Linked DNA regions of Homo sapiens: region 1 is linked to region 2. A link is an interaction called in ENCODE POLR2A ChIA-PET data of the cell type or tissue named here. Cell type or tissue: PC-9. All regions are shown on one strand. Each heading gives the region's core, and the rest is flanking DNA. Links, peaks and the distances in the headings are about the cores only. Region 1 overlaps LRRC8D (leucine rich repeat containing 8 VRAC subunit D). Region 2 overlaps ZNF326 (zinc finger protein 326).

Region 1 (2,923 bases), core at 291-2,790, 98 kb before region 2:
CCTTTTATAAAGGATTGATAGTTTAAAATAGTTGGTTGTAAAAATGAAAAGGAACTTGGAAAGAAATGTCATGCTGCCCTTCAGATTTATTTCAGCACACATAAAAGAAGCCTCTTAAGAGTTAAGTTTTCACCTGTGTCATTTGGCTTAGAAAATAGTTTGAAGAAACTTTTCAAGGGGCTAATGCTCTACAAGGGTCAAAAACCTATTTCCATGTGCTAAGACATCAATAATATTTTTAATAGGGCTGTTTCTCTTTTGAATATATGTTAATTGTTTCCCTCTAAGAATTCACACAGAAATTGGATATCATATTTTGGACTGCCTCCCAAGACTTTTATGGGATGGAATATGGTCAAATACTCATTCATGAACAAATAAAACCAAACAGATTTGTTTCCCTCTCACCACATTTTTGCACATATATCTTTAATAAATATTCACTGAAAGCTGTGAGCTATACAAAGCAAGGAAAACTACCCACTATTGAAGTTTGAGGGAGCCAAGTGAATAACCCCTCTTTCCACACCAGTTAGAAAGATAAAGGAGTCAGGCTGGTAGATTGCAAAATATCATCTTTATTACTGATGATGCACTTTGGAGAATATGGCTTTGGGTCTGCAGCCAAGTAGGCCTCCAGAAATTTTATCCCTGAATTAGATAAAACTACCCACCTTTTCTTGGCATGCCAGAATAATGGAAGCTGGTACCCTGCAGGGGAAAGCTGCTTTCCCCCAGCAGGAGAGGAGTCCAGAATTCGTGACCTTTGCAGACAGGCAAATCTCAAAGAGGACGAAGAGGAGGAATTAGTGAGGGGGCAGCAAGGAAGGCCCGGTGTATTGTAAGGAATTCTCTCTTGGCGATGTAACATGAAGAGAGTGAGTAAGTGTCCTCTTACCTCAACACCTGCAGTAGGGTCTTCAAAGGTAGCTGAGACCTGACCCCTGCTTACCAGGGACATTGAATGGGGAAGGAAGAGAAGACCTCTCTACAATTGTATTTGAACAGTTGTCCTTCTTCGCAGCTTTAGCTAAGGCTGTAAATGCAAGTGGGAGCACATTTTTATGGGGCAGCCGCATTGTTCCCTGGTGTTTTAACTGCCCCCCAACTGCTGTTTACTTCTCACATCTGAATCTTCTTTCAAGCATCACTTTTAGGCTTAAAAAAATCCCTATTTGACTAAAGAAAATGAGCGGAACAATTCCTCTTTATAAAATGCTAAACAGAACAAGACATCTGGTACTGTACACACTGTAGCCCAAAGGTGAATTTTACCCTCAATATAAGCAGAGTATGCTGTATGTCAACAGTCAGCTCAAACAGAAGCTCGAGCATCGCTGTAGAGCCGCTATCATCACTGAAGGGAATTCATCATTATCCCTGTTAGTAATTTCATAGCTTTGGAAACTGGTTTATAGTACTTAACTGAAACAACCCCAAAATCCCACCCCTGACTCTGCCTTTTCTATTTTCCCCAACTTCTGTTCCCTTTCTAAAGAACAAGATTTTGTGGAATTTAAAGTAGACTGTGACTGGCCAGGTTGCTGCTTGCTCACAATGCCTGTCCTGTGTGTTGGCTTTCTCAGCCAAACTTTTGGGAGCCAGTTGTCACCCAGGACCCAAGGCTGGCATTCTTTGGAAAAACCTGCCTGTGTGTTGTGCCAAGTTGTGTTAGCCACTCCATGTTATTCTTAGATGGGCTCTGGAGTATGACCAGCCTGTGTGCATGCATTTGTAGTAGGCACTGGATAAGAACTGGAGTAATGACTACAGAAGTGAACGGTCACAGCTCTAACCTGCTGAGTCATCTCAGCTCAGCCTTGCTAGCAAGGCCTCCCAGGCTGCATATAGTTTGCTTTTCCTGTTCGTTGCATTCCAACCTGTCAACGGCTATTTTCTGAAGGTCTGTGGGGGCTCATGTAGAAAAGGAATAGGTCTGGGTGGAGGCCAAGAATCTGAATTTGTATCATGTACCCTAGCTCATCTTAATTCAAGTGTTAGTCTGTAAGAAACAGAAGAATGGGTAACTCAACTCCTCCAAACAAATCTGTCAGCATTTACTCATGCAGGAAGGCTATTTTCATGTATCACGTTCAGAACACAAAGGGTCCCAAAGGGCTTCCCATCTATCTTTCAGGTGTTGGGCTTCCTGTCTTCCACTGTGTCTTTTTTTTTTTTTTTTTTTTTTTTTTGATACTGAGTCTCACTCAGTTGCCCAGGCTGGAGTGCAGTGGTGTGATCTTGGCTCACTGCAACCTCCGCCTCCCGGGTTCAGGCGATTCTCCTGCCTAGCCTCCTGAGTAGCTGGGATTACAGGCACAGACCACCACACCTGGCTAATTTTTGTATATTTAGTAGAGACGGGGTTTTGCCATGTTGGCCAGGCTGGTCTTGAACTCCTGACCTCAGATGATCCACCCACCTAACCTCACAAAGTGCTGGGATTACAAGTGCGAGCCACCATGTCCGGCCAGTCAGTTGTTTTAAATCGTGTATTGCCTATGAGCAGATGAGGAAGAGGAATCACACTGTCTATTGAGATTACTGACAACCTTTCTAAGCCTCATTTTCTCAGAGTTTTAGCCTCAAAAGGGACATTGATCAATTTGTAGTCTGATTTCCTTCTTTTCTCAGTTTACAAAGAACTTAGAGGAATTATTTCATGAGTCCCCCAAAATTAGTCATTTCCTACTTTGTGACCCCACAGCATTTTGTTCATACTCCATATTTTAAGTAAACACTGTTTTGTAATTAATGTGTTTATATGTCACTTCTTTCCACCATCACCACCAGCCCCCTTGCGCCAACTGATTTCTTCAAGAGATTGAACCAGGTCTAATTTATGTTTGTCTCCCACCAACCCAGTGACAGATAGATGAATCATGTTGCCTGGAGAGGTTAAGGGATTTGCCTAGAGTAGCAG
Region 2 (2,923 bases), core at 104-2,603:
TCAGTAAAAGTTTTCTTGAATGCATTAGGATTTGAAATGGACTTTAAAAGATTAGAAAGTTTCAATAAGCTGATATTTAGGGTAGCAGAGGAAAATGTTTCATGTAGAAGCAATAGCATGAGACTAGACAAGAGGATATGTATAGAATTTTGGGAAAATCATTTCATCTCTTTGGACGTCAGTTCCCCAGATCTATAAAATGAGAGGATTGATTTTGAACATTCAGGTTGCTACCAGGTTTAAAGTTGGATGACTTTGAGTACTATTTTTATAAAGTTGTTATTGTTGTCATTATTGTTGGGACTAGAGATATTATATGATTATATAAAATTTAATGTTTTAAAAAATATAAAATTAAGATATTTACTCTGTGTGTACTATTGTATTTATTTGTGTATGACATTTGGGGAGAGTAATGAGGGATTTTTAAAGGACTTTATAGAAAACAAATTCTAAATGTTTGTTTTACTTTCTGATTTTTGTAGTCATCCTAAATTGATTTTGTTACCTCTTTTGTTTTATTTTTCATATCAGAGGTTGGTATATAGGCAGAATTGCAGTGTAATAAAATAGACTTAATATGCTTATTGTATTAGTTTTTTTTTTTTAGTGTTCACATTGCTAGAATTTGCATTCATTTGTTGAGTCATAATTTATAGGCACAGTGCCATAGATTGGTCTCAATCTGTGATTTTACTTTTTAAAAATATCTGTTTCAATTACTGTGAACAAGGCTAATTGGAAATGTGGCTGCTTCTGAGTTTTCAGACATTTAAAGAGCAGTTAGATGCAGAAAACAAGTATAGTCTACTGCTGTCATATAGGACAAAAATTTCCCCTTTGACTTTATTAAATGCTGACTTCTTTTAAGAATAGGAATTATGTATCATTAATTATATATGCTATAGTACTTAATACAAGGCCTTATAGTAGTCCCCTAGTCCAACAAATATTGGTTAAATTGAAAATAATTCTGTGGCCAGGTGCAGTGACTCATGCCTGTAATCCCAGCACTTTGGGAGGCCAAGGCAGGTGGATTGCTTGAGCCCAGGAGTTCGAGACCAGCCTGGGCAACACGGTGAAAGCCCATCTCTATCAAAAATACAAAAATTAGCCAGTCTCATAACCCAGTCTCAAAAGAAAATAAAAATAATTCTAATATAGAACTTTTTAGTTGAAAATATGTTTTTCTTTGAAATATCAGGGCTTTTTTTTTTTTTTTTTTTTTAGCAAATTTGATTTAGTAGCTTCTCATCTTTGTGTTTTTCCCTTCAGCATTTAGTGTGAATTTAGTTTAAATGTTAATGGTAAATTATCTCAGGTGATAGATAGGAATATCTTGTGTTTTGTGCAAAGATCCCTGAAGAGAATGGTGTATTTTACTGACAATTTCTTATTGACTCTCTTTTAGGAATGGATCGTGATTATGGCCCTGGATCTTATGGAGGTCTGACATTCAAGGATATTTATCTAAAAATTCTTCTTTTGAGTGCCAGTAAAGGTGAGCATCATATAACTTTTTTCTTTTTAAACTCTTATAGGGATGGATCGTGACTATGGCCATGGATCCTATGGGGGTCAGAGATCCATGGATTCCTACCTAAACCAGTCATATGGCATGGACAATCACAGTGGTGGTGGTGGGGGTAGCAGGTAAATTGCTTAATCATTTGGCCAAATAATTAGACAACTATAAGATTTTGGATATATTATTTTAAGTACTCTTTAGGCATGTTATGATACTTGAACTTCACTGTTTGCTATTGAATCATCACCTTAAATATTTAAAGGTGTTAATTAATGGGTATAAAATTTAAATCAGTATTACTGGCAGACGTTATTTTAGGAAAACACCAGATAACTATATCATGTCAATATAATAGAGTAAGATACACTTTTTAGCAGTGAACTTTTAAAAAATTCTTTTACTTTTAACTTCTTGTCAATCAAAGTATCCTGAAAAATGATATAAAAATGTTATTGAAAATATTATTTATGAAGCTTTTTCTTAATAATTAAAAAAAATCTTTTCTAATGTGGGGTGCTATGTAAATTAGCAAAGCAGTCTAACTAGAATGGATTTTACTGAACCAGTCTAACATTTACTTTCCAAGAAACATTCAGGACATATTCCTTTAATTCTAATTTTAAAGGAAGAGCATATTGCAATAATAAAAATATTTTTAAAATTATGTTCAGGTTATTTATTGACAGGTACTACTTACACCAAAGCACTTGTGCTCTAGGCTAGAAGCATTGTATTAAAGCCATGAATACTATACCTTTGACTAGTCGAGATTGTATTTATATTTTCCTGTTACTACTGTATAAAGCTTAAACCTACTTAAACAACTACAAGCTTTAAGGTTGACCATATTTCAGGAGAAGGGGTGTCTACTTTTTGAGGCACAAAGGTTCCTGCTGAATATAAGTAAAACTAGTTAGTAGACATGTGAAACAGTCATCCTTCTGCATAAATTGAAGGATCCGGATTCCTTAATGATGGACTGAATGATGCTTACTTTCCTTCTTTCTGCTTCCAGTGTACCACTATGGTTTATAGTAAAGAAAAATTAAGAAAGTGAACAGTTGCAACTATTTTGCTTATGTGATAGATGTTTTGAAAAATGTAGTTGGAAATAGGAATAATTTTTATATGGTTACTAGGATTCAGAAGTAAATCTATTTAGTGATCTGTAAATAATTGAAGTAATGTAACACTTAATGTTTTAATATGTCAGTTATTGCCCTTTTATATTGTGAATGTAATGTGCATAAGCTATATCCGTAGATGTTATTGTTTTATCTCATGTGTAATTGTGGGCCTTTATAAAATTGTGTTGTAAGATATCAAGCAACTTTTGTAATCCATGCTTTGGGTTTGTGAGAAGGAAGATGATTTATTTCTTCTGTTAACTCTCTT

The links. ChIA-PET counts read pairs that join two places held together with the same protein. Peaks named below come from ENCODE experiments on the same cell type or tissue, not always from the same donor. Only the 100,000 strongest peaks of a DNase experiment are listed, where the experiment ranks them.
Region 1: POLR2A ChIA-PET joins it to region 2 with 6 read pairs; 4 of 35 experiments call an interaction of 5 or more read pairs at or near these places.

The regions. Positions count from the first base shown.
Region 1 is chr1:89,905,018-89,907,940 of GRCh38, forward strand. All of the region lies in intron 2 of LRRC8D (leucine rich repeat containing 8 VRAC subunit D), which reads left to right. Among named protein-coding and RNA genes, the nearest start is that of LRRC8D-DT, 85 kb to the left of the region's middle. RefSeq lists enhancers at 985-1,586, 1,587-2,190. In PC-9, for the core only: no CTCF peak of the experiment used is centred there; a DNase peak (open chromatin) is centred at 1,804; H3K27ac peaks cover 2,500 bases.
Region 2 is chr1:90,003,592-90,006,514 of GRCh38, forward strand. ZNF326 (zinc finger protein 326) reads left to right here. Exons shown (of 12, transcript NM_182976.4): 3 at 1,412-1,447; 4 at 1,542-1,653. Among named protein-coding and RNA genes, the nearest start is that of ZNF326, 9.9 kb to the left of the region's middle. In PC-9, for the core only: no CTCF peak of the experiment used is centred there; no DNase peak of the experiment used is centred there.